2 separate regions of the Homo sapiens genome follow, and region 2 is linked to region 1. Evidence: read pairs that join two places in POLR2A ChIA-PET (ENCODE). Cell type or tissue: Caco-2. All regions are shown on one strand. Links, peaks and the distances in the headings refer to the core of each region. The heading gives the core; the rest is flanking DNA. Region 1 overlaps ETV6 (ETS variant transcription factor 6). Region 2 overlaps ETV6 (ETS variant transcription factor 6).

Region 1 (5,378 bases), core at 137-5,136:
AAAAAAAAAAAAAAAACCAGATTCATATACCTCATCTTCTTTAATTATCTCATTAAAATTGTATACAACTTCCTTCTGCCAAAGCAGTCTTTGGGCACTTGGGTTTGGTGGTGGGGCAGGAGGGGTACGATTCCCCTCAATAAAGCAATCATATAAATAAAACTTCTGTGGGCCATCGCAGAACACATGCCACCCTCTCCATCTTTCACAAAGAAATGACTTCTCTCAATTATTGAGCCATTCCCATGTGCTAGTTGTAAGAAAAATTGAGATCAATTGCACTTCGATGCTTGAAAGTTCTCCTCATCACTTGCGATTTCCATGTTTACCTTGTGATAAAGAGCTGTCCCAGAGCAGAACTGCCACCTTAAAACTGCATCCAGTGCTACAGAAACAATCTCAGCCCTGCATGTGTGAATATCTGCAAATTAAAGTGATTAAGAATCACTGCCCCATAATCTCTTTGATGGGGCAGAGGACAGGATGCAACTAAAGAGCTGAAATTATCAAGCTCCAAGGGGGTGATGGGATGAGAACGTTTGAGAAATCCGGATCTTGCTCCTTCTCCCTACAGACTGCATATCCAGTCCCATGGGGTGATTCTGTGGAGCTGGTCTCATTCAGAGACTTTAGCCCAGAAGGGAGGCTTATTTTATGTTTCCGTTGAGTTTTTGGGGGGCCAATATTCCAGTAGTTCTAACACTAGAGGACAAATGACAATTAAAAAAAAATATATATATATATTTAAGGGGATAAAACCCAAAATAAAAGAACCTAAGGTGTGAAAAGAAGTTATCATCACAACTGCACGTGACAAAATAAATTTATTTTATAGTCATTTACTGCTTTGATATTTCTAAAGATGCTTTGCCTCCTGGTTTTTGTGAAGGAAGTAATATCATTGTTTATTTTACCTCCTTTCTACATAACTACCTACCTGCATTCTAATTCATATTACAAAGATAAAATGAGTCACAACAGTCAAGGAAAAAGAATGTCCTTAAACTGAGCTTTTTATGATGAAATAAGTGAATGACGCTACTCTTGCTGCCACTCTCAGAGGGGCAACATTATCTGAAGTTCTGAATAAGGTGAGACAAATGAGGAAAGAAGAGATTTTCTCCCGCTTCTGAGCAACACCAGGCAGGACACTGCTATGATTTTCTAGATTTTAGATGCTCAAGACCCTGAGGGAAGGGAATATGTCTTATCTTCATATCACCCAGGAAGACTCAGGTTCCTTGGACGTAATGTGGGGATTTGAGAGCTGTAAGAGACTGCAGAAACCATTTAGCCTAACCCCCTTCTTATAACTGGGGAGACAGAGCCAGAGGAATGAGAAACTTAGCCCTTATGATCTGTTCTGGCAGAATGAAGGGTTAGGACCTGGTTTCCCGGTTTCCAGATCTCATCCTTTAAAATATACATACATACTCACACACACTCACCCCAGTTTGTTTGTCGAGGATGGTTCTGGTTCTGGTTTTGCCTGAATATTTGATATGTAGTCCTGGCTTACTTATTGCTGGAGCCCTGTGTCACTGTCATAAGTGTGTTGGTATGGGTGAAAAATTATAAGGTTAACCTAATTATATAAAATCACCCTCCCTTCCCATAACTAATAAGTAAGGAAAAAGAGTGAAAATGCTGGTTTTTCTAGAGGTAAGTGTAATCTGAGGACTGCTTTGCTCAAGCCATGATGTGATTTCAGAATGGAGTACATTATAGAGGTAACAAATGTTCACATATAGAGAGTTTGAATTAGCATGATGATCATCCTCGTCTACTGTCAGGGCATGGAGGTGAACCTCTGAGCTAACACCAACTTCCTAGCTTCTAGCACTGCCACGTGGCTACTAACGAAGGCATGATTTCAATGTAAGTTTCAATGTAAGAAAGTCATAGAGGATACATGTGGGGAACTGGTGCTAGATTGAGCAAGACACATTTGTACTGTGATATAAATGCCCATTGTGAAATTATGAATGTCTGAACTGGTTAAGTTTGTGGCCACGACGAGGTGAAATCACAAGGCGGTTGAATGATGCCTTCTGTTTGCACTTGACCGTGCATGCTTCATTGTGCCAGGCTGCTTAACAGCTGAGTTGGGCCTTGTTCTCTTTCCATTCTGTCATTCCTATCCACCTATCCACCTACTTACCTACCCACCTACCTACTTACCTATGCCAAGTTGGCAGCAACATGTGTCATCTTGGGTTAACATACTTTTATATGGAACTGTATTCCCAGTTATGTAAAATAAATCACTGGGGAAGTAATATTTGATATGTATAATTTCACTTGACAGATTTTTTTTTCAGAACCAGATCTTTCTGTATGTTAACATATGCCCACATCAATCATCTGTTATCCTTCATAATTAAATGGAACAGTATTGATTCTGGAAACAATTTATGTTGAGCTGGATTTTTTTCTTTTCAGTGGAGAAGAAGGGAGAGAGAGAGGAAGTAGCTGGAGGCAGGAAACTTGTACTGATCCATGCACCTCTCTACTTGTTCTCTTTGTCATCAAGGGCACCATATAGCTGAAAGGCAGGAGGATAGGGAGAGGGCCACCTCTTCATATCACTTCTGTGCCTTGGAAAGCTCTTCTCCCTGGATACCACCGGATAAAGACCTACACTTCTCTCCTTGTTGTGTGCACCTGTTCACTGGAGCACATGCGCCCGGACATGCTCTCAGACCTTGCTTCCTGGCCATGAGCTTTAAGGAATGGTCTCTGAAAATGCACTACTTTTAAGAGCTGGGTCTGAAGCAGAGCTAACTGGTCTGCAGGGCAATGACACCCTTGACCTCGGCCTCATTAGCTCCATCCTCTTACCTACTGAGCTCACAACCACCAACATCATAATACTTGAGAGAAAGCTCATTACAGCGTATGCGGTGGCACATCTGTATTTACTTGGTTTGCGAGCAGCTCTCAGAGTAAGCCAGCTTTCTCTATTGCTGAGCTCCTGCAAATGAGAACAACAAACACACCTACTGCTGAGTCAAATCAGGCCAAAGGGAAAAGAGGAAGGATCTGTGAGGAGGAGAGACCATAAGCCTCCAATCACACTCAGGAATAAAATGGGGCTAAATTCCAAATGAGATTAACAAAAAAAATAATGAGAGAAAGACTAAGAGACAGAAAGAAAACCCATCACATACCCTTTGTATCTGAAAGGCAGGCTAGGTAATATATTCCTTGCCTTAATGTCAAGCTTCAGTAAACCCACCTCCTCTTCTCTGGAGTGGCTGGTGGCTATTATGCAAGCCGGAAATGCACATGGCAGGAAGAGCAAAAGAATGAATAACTGAATTGGGGGAGGAGGGCAGCTGCTAAATTTAGCAAGGGTAGAGTGAGGGGAGGAAAGGATGAGAGGAAGGCAGGGAGCGTGCACGAAATGCTGTTCGTTCTCCATCACGGAAGCGAGGGGCCCTGCTGTGAAATGCTTGGCACAAGGAGGTGGTGTCATCGCCTGGAGTCAGGCTCTCTTTTGTGAAGTGTTAATTAGGAAAAACAAGAAACTTCTCATTTTTTGGTTTGCCAACAACAAAACAAAATTGTTAGCCCTGCTCTTGGGGATGAGCAATCATTTTAAGGAAATGCCCCAAGGGACCAGGGTTTGAGGTCCCTAGTAATCTGCACCTAAGGAAAAGTACACATGAAGAAACTGATGCACGTTTGGACGTCTGTGGTCTGACCAATCCGAGCAGGAGGATCATGACCCTCAGAGGCACGATCCATCACTGAGTGCTCAAGCTGTTCAACTGTTTAATGCAATGGTGCTCAAGTAAGGTTTCCTTTCGCTTTGGTTTGGTGTTTTTGAGACAGAGTCTCGCTCTGTCGCCCAGGCTGGAGTGCAGTGGCGCAATCTCAGCTCACTGCAATCTCCACCTCCCGGGTTCACTCCATTATCTTGCCTCAGCCTCCCAAGTAGCTGGGACTACAGGCGCCTGCCACCATGCCCGGCTAATTTTTTTTTTTTTTTTTGTATTTTTAGTAGAGACGGGGTTTCACCATGTTAGCCAGGACGGTCTTGATCTCCTGACCTCGTGATCCGCCCGCCTCGGCCTCTCAAAGTGCTGGGATTACAGGCGTGAGCCACCGCGCCTGGCCTCAAGTAAGGTTTTTATACTCTATTTCTGTGCCCCAACACCTATTCTGGAACTAGGTCCAGGGCCTAAATTAAATTCTGGTCTTTTGCTTTCTACCAATGATTAAGAGGAACAACTGGGACACTTGAAATAAACACCGCCACTGAGTGAACTCTAACCAGCCTCCTTTGGTGCCCTATGCAGAAAGCCCTGGCCCAACACTGAGTTCATAGATTTGGGTTTTTTTTTCTTTCCTTCTTCCAACTTTTATTACCCCTTGCTAAAAAACTCTCCAATGACTTCCCATTTCTTTCCTCCATATTCCAGAAATCAAAGTTCTCCACACTCTGGTTCCAAGCTAAGCTCCTTGGACTAGCTCTGCAATGACAAAATGCTGATCATTGTGAAGGCAAGGGTGATGGCTCAGAAGGGTTTATTTATTTTATTCTATTTGGAGTATGTTTGAAATTTTCTGTAATAAAAGAGTGGGAGAAGATAAGCTTTATAATCCAAGTCATCTAATTGCTCTCTATTTCAAAGCCTTACCCCACCCTTACGTCATTTTCTTTGCCTGGAATGTTCTTCACTTCATCCTTGCTTATCAGAATCCTGCTGGATTTCTAAGGCGGGGTCCCCAACCTCCAGGTCACTGACTGGTACCAGTCCATGGCCTGTTAGGAACTGGGCTGCACAGCAGGAGGTGAGCGGTGGGGGCAAGTGAGTGAAGCTTCATCTGTATCTAGAGCTGCTCCCCACTGCTCGTATTACCGCCTGAGTCCCACGTCCTGTCAGATCAGCAGCGGCATTAGATTCTCATAGAAGCACAAACGCTATCATGAACTGTGCATGCGCGGGATCTAGTTGCACACTCCTTACGGGAATCTAATGGCTGATGATCTGTCACTGTCTCCCATCACCCCCAGATGGGAACGTCTAGTTGCAGGAAAACAAGCTCAGGGCTCCCACTGATTCGACATTATGGTGGATTGTATAATTATTTCATTATGTATGATAATGTAATAATAGAAATGAAGTGCAGAATAAATGTAATGCACTTGAATCATCCCAAACCATCCCTCACCTCCACTGTTGGTGGAAAAACTGTCTTCCACAAAACTGGTCCCTGGTGCCAAAAAGGGTGGGGAGCACTGCTCTAAGGCATACTCCAGAGTTGCTTCCTTTATGAGAAGACCCTGCTTCCTGCACCTGGCTGTCATGGACCCTTCCACCACACCTTTACGGTGCCTACTATATGGTTACGCTTCTGTGCTTCTGTGT
Region 2 (5,378 bases), core at 114-5,113, 190 kb after region 1:
GCCACTCTAGCAGCAGTTTTAAGCTAGAACCCTAATTTCCTTCTCTCTTCCCCGCCCTGCCAACCTTACCCTTTTTCAGGAACAAGTGGGATGAGAGCAGGGGAGAGGAGGAGGTCCCTGTCTAGGGAAAAAGAAAGCCCCAGGAACCTTTAAGGTTTGGGTTATTCCCATCACTTTTTTGGGGCAGGACAGTTAAGGAAAAGCAAGAACAACCCACAATCCCTGCTCACTTAATATCCCTCTCCAAAAAATATGGGTTTTAATAAAATGCTAGTGACTCTTCGTTATAAATGATTAGAACCCAGAAAAGAATATTTTTAAAACCCTGCAAGGCAAGTTTCAAAGTGTAGTACTTACTGAAATGTCATGCTTTAGGTAGAATAATATTTCATCTACCCATCTATCCATATGAAAGCTATTAAAGGCCACTTCTCATTTACAAAGAAAGAATTTGTACGTATGTCTGACCTGGTCTTAAAACTGATCCTACAAGCCACCTCCCTAAATCTTCTCCCCAGTTATACTCAGAAGAGTGTGAGCTTCTCTGCTTTTGTTCCTAAAATGCTGCTGCCCTATGGTGGGGTTAGACTCCAGCAGAATTTCCTCAATCCCTTCCATTTAGTCCCAGGACAGGGTGTGTTACAAACAGGATGTCACTACCCTTACAGTGAAAAATGTTACAAATGAGTAACTATAGTTAAAGAATATAACTACTTGAGTAAAGGTTTGAATAGGAATGCCTATTTAGTTATTGAAATTACAGCAATAATTAGTTTCTAAGACCACTATTTGAAAAATTGGTAGCCTCAAACTGAGTTTCTTACCCAAACGAAGTAAGACTCATATCACTTACAAAGAAAAGGGTAATTTTTAAGCTTTTACTCTACAAGAATCACATGAAGTACTTCTTAGTTATTAGAAATTTGAAATTATTGTAATCAAAAGCTGCCCAAAATCTACTGTTTTTCCCTTCTTCCTGAAAGGCGTGCTTGATACCAAATACTATTATGTCCACGTGGCAAATTTTGGCCATGAAAACTGATATAATCTCTAATTACAAGAATACAGTGTATCCCCGAAGAACAAGAAAATTTTAAAGATAAAAAGGAAACGATGAACTACAACATGAACAAGCCCAGGTGAACAATTAAGTACTAACACAGTCATTTTGGGAAGGAATGTGATTGGGGTAGAATCATCGAAAAGCAGAGAGAAGGGCAAGAAGATGGTGTGAAGATGAGTGAATGGCCGCCGGGGAAGAAGGGCCTGCAGGTCAGGGGATGAGGCACACCTGCTTGTGAAGATCTCATTTCGGCACATCCTACTTTAAAGGTTTACAGGCCAGACATTACGTGCTGGTGGCGACGGTTTCTATTTTGGGAATACGAATGAATATATGATAAAATGAGGCAGGACCAAGATTATTTTATATTAATAAAGAAAAAGAGGGTTCCTGTATGAACAGAACATGAATGGTAGCTCCCCAAAATACCTTTACAGAGGTGAAGGGAAAGAAAGGCTGGAAGAAGATGGGGAGGGACCCGGGGAGGAGGTGGAGAACTGAATGGTAAAGCTAAGTAAGCTAATAATAGAGGCAGAAGGAAGTACTGCGCCACAGGAGATAGAGATGTAAAGGCAGAAAAGCAGGCGAGCCTGGGAATCGCTGGTAATTATCCTATTGCACAAGAGGCAGCACAGCCGAGGCCTCAAAAAGAAGAAAGGAAAGAAAGAAAAGAGAGAAAAGAAAGGGAAGAAAGGAAGAAAGGAAGGAGGAAGGGAGGAAAGGAGGAAAGGAGGGAGGGAGGGAGGGAGGAAGGGAGGAAGGGAGGACAGGAGGACGGGAGGAAAGGAGGGAGGGAGGGAGGAAGGAAAGAAGTCCATCCATGTTCCTTCCCCCTCCTCCCACAGTCTTTTGGATCAGACTTCGAAGTCGCTTACAATCCAAGCTTGAGATTGGCAACTGCGCACCTTATGGTTAAAGAGTTCTACTATGATTTGTGAACAGTCATTTTGATGTTTTGGGAATGCATATAGGTTTGATGTGGTGTAAAGCCCGGGAAGGGGGAAGCAAAGCCCAGGAAAGGGGAAGCAAGTTTAAGGAAAACTTTTAAAAAGATATGTGTGCATGTGCATGCGGGTGTGTACAGAATTAGACCTAATTTTAATTGTCCCACAAAGTAAGAGTTGCAAAGAGTTGTAGGGATCTGAAGACGTGGCCCTGAGCTCAGTACAGCACACCCAGAGGACAGCCAAGTACAGGAGCAGACGGGCAGCTGCCTCCCATCTTTGAGCACAGGGATGTGCCAAAGGAACCAGTCTGCTGGCCCACAACGTCCAACATCCTGCTCTGAAGATAGCCAGTAAGGAGGTGTGCACTTGTGTGTGTCTTTGTTTAACAGAGGTAGCACACCTGGCCGGGCAATTGTGCAATAGGAAGCCACAGGGGGAAAATTTCTTCCTGATCTCAACTTGTGATCAGATTCCGCCCTGAAGCATAAGGCTTAAGTGTCCTTGCAACTTTCATCCAGAAGAAAGAAAAACATACTAACTAGCCCTTCTCCGACCCAGCCAGGGATCATAAAAATCGAAGAAGTTCAGAAAAGACCCTTGGCGTCTGTGCTGTCTTTGGAAACTGGGTGCCACCTTTACCACATAGAAGACTAGTTGAAAGGCTGTTCCTCTACAGCCCTAATCTCACATGATACTCTTTTCGATAGAAATAATTTGTTAGAATATAACGGCATATCCTTTTGTAAGGCTTGCCACATCAATTTAAAAAAAAAAAACAAAACAGTGCGAAGTCCTTTACCAAGTCACACATCACAATTTAGAATTTGGAAAGTACGTTAGCTTTTGCTGGGTGGAGGAAGGGGAGGGTGTCCCTCCCACACATCTACACAGGGCACTTGTTATTGCATTCTTATTGGCATTTCAATCACTCTTTAAGAAAAGGCTCATGAAATTTTCTCCAAGGCAGGTCAATTTTTAAGCAATTTCAACTGAAAACAATGTCCAACAGACCTATAGTTGTGGTAGTTCAAAAGTCTGTTCTCAGCTGGGTGTGGCGGTTCACACCTGTGATCCCAGCAATTTGGGAGGCTGAGGCTGGAGGATCACTTGAGTCCAGGAGTTCAAGACCAGCCAGGCAACATAGTGAGACCTTGTCTCCACAAAAAATTTAAAAATTGGCTGGGCGTGGTGGCTCACGGCTGTAATCCCAGCACTTTGGGAGGCCGAAGCGGGTGGATCGCGAGGTCAGGAGTTCAAGACCAGCCTGGCCAAGATGGTGAAACTCTGTCTCTGCTAAAAATACAAAATTTAGCTGGGCGTGGCAGCGTGCACCTGTAATCCCAGCTACACGGGAGGCCGAGGCAAGGAACTGCTTGAGCCTGGGAGGCGGAGGCTGCAGTAAGCCGAGACCATGCCACTACACTCCAGCCTGGGCGGCCGAGTGAGACTCCATCTCAAAAAAAAAAAAAAAAAAAAAAAATTAGCCAGGTATCGTGGCACACACCTGTAGCCTCAGCTACTTGGGAAGCTGAGGTGGGAGGATCGCTGGAGCCCAGGAGGTCGAGGCAGTGAGCTATGATCATGCCACCGTACTCAAGCCTGGGAGACAAGGCAAGTCCCCATTTAAAAAAAAAAAAAAGAAAATAAACCACCAGGTTTGTTCTTCAGCAGGTTGCTAGAACCAAGACCATAATCCGCCATGGAACTAAATGGCGGATAGTCTCCAGATTAGATTGTGACATGCTAATTCTTAGGAACCCTAGGTTCATGAGCATCGAGTCCTCTGAACACTGGGCCTGGTAAGGCTGTAAAGGGAGGGGAAGTAGAAGGGGAAGGAAATGGCTTCTCACTCAACAGCCTCAACAGTGAAGACATTGAGCAAGGGTTCTGGTAGCATTCATGGAGGAAACTTGAAGTCCATAATAGAAGCTTAATAAAGACCTGATGATTAAAAAAATTCTGTTCAACTACTATCCATCGGCCTTCCTCTGTGCCAGGCACCGTGCTGGACACTGGAAATGTAAGCAGCACATTGTCTGAGGATGAGGTGTGTACGCTGAGTGTTTAAGAGGGAGCACAACTTCCGTGGCTGCCCCTACCTGAGCAGCTTCTTAAATGTGTATTTTCACATTCATATACAGACCTATGCTTTCTGCTCCCTAAGTGGTCCAGATCAGCACCCGTAACAACTCTCAACCTACTGCACAAGCCCTCGAGGAGCCCATGTGAGCAAAGCAAGAGGACCCTTAAATGCCCTGAGTGGACAGACAGGCCAAGAGAAGCCTCGTGGAGACTGACCCACCGGCAGCCAAGATGAAGTCAAATCTGGCAGGGCTGGCAGGCAGCTGCCGCGTAGGTCTGCAACAGAAAGCCCCCAGCAGGCGGTCAGGAAAACTTGTGACGGTTTCGGGGAAACTGTAAAAGGACTCTTGCTGGGGTCTGGTTGGGTTCAGGAAGCTAAAAGTTTTCACATATCCTAATGCCCTGAATCCCAGCTGTACCTCAATGGCAACAGAAATAGGGAGAAAACGAGCTATTCAGGCTTGTGTGGAAGGCCCAGTTTGGTCTGCTTATATCTGAAAGTAACCTGATTTCTCCCAAGTGGTCCATTTCCCACTTATCAGATCACACTTAATCAGATTCATAACCCTAACACACTCTCTTAAGACTGCCCTCTTTAAATAAATGTCACTGGGCTATCCACTGTAAACAGCAATATTGAGGCTGTCCTACCATCCGTAAGACATAACTTTGAGTTGTTTTTCTAGTCCCATAGTATGCCCAGTCATTCTCACTGGTTTAGTCCCTCCAGGCAACCCATTAGGAGTAAAATGAGAGCTCCAGAGAGATCTTCATCTCAGATAGGGTAGGAGAGAACATGGGCTGTACAAGAGAAGACTGGAAAGAGCTGACTCAAGTAAGAGAGGGATTCTTCCCTTGACATGGAAAGGCCAATCACAGACCTCAGAGAAGTTTCAGCAAGCCGTGCTGCTCTTCCGGGTTCTCTCTCCCTACTAGCTCTTAGAGGAATGGGGTGGGGGAGCAACTGGCAGCCCCATACGGTGGTGACCTGCCACTGGGTCCCAGATACCACAGCCAGCTATGGCCAAGACCGCACACAGCTACAACAAACAGCCACTGGTTCTCTCTCCCTGACCCAAGAGGCATCCTGAGCCACATCAAAAAAAAGGATGATCAGTTAATACATTCATTTATCTTGGGCTGTCTCTGCTGTTTCTGGCACATCCAGCCTGAAGGTTCTCAAGCTTCTTCTCCAGCTATCTATATTCCCCTCTAGAAAGTAGGCAACTGAGAAGGAGAGCATTTGTGAGTGCCCTGTGTGTACATGTCAGTACTTATGCCTCACA

Evidence for each region. ChIA-PET counts read pairs that join two places held together with the same protein. Peaks named below come from ENCODE experiments on the same cell type or tissue, not always from the same donor. Only the 100,000 strongest peaks of a DNase experiment are listed, where the experiment ranks them.
Region 2: POLR2A ChIA-PET joins it to region 1 with 8 read pairs; 3 of 35 experiments call an interaction of 5 or more read pairs at or near these places.

What each region holds. Positions count from the first base shown.
Region 1 is chr12:11,853,758-11,859,135 of GRCh38, reverse strand. The region is part of intron 4 of ETV6 (ETS variant transcription factor 6); the gene reads right to left. Among named protein-coding and RNA genes, the nearest start is that of ETV6, 210 kb to the right of the region's middle. RefSeq lists an enhancer at 3,399-3,975. In Caco-2, for the core only: no CTCF peak of the experiment used is centred there; no DNase peak of the experiment used is centred there.
Region 2 is chr12:11,665,809-11,671,186 of GRCh38, reverse strand. The region is part of intron 1 of ETV6 (ETS variant transcription factor 6); the gene reads right to left. Among named protein-coding and RNA genes, the nearest start is that of ETV6, 19 kb to the right of the region's middle. RefSeq lists enhancers at 3,592-4,226, 4,227-4,860. In Caco-2, for the core only: no CTCF peak of the experiment used is centred there; a DNase peak (open chromatin) is centred at 2,406.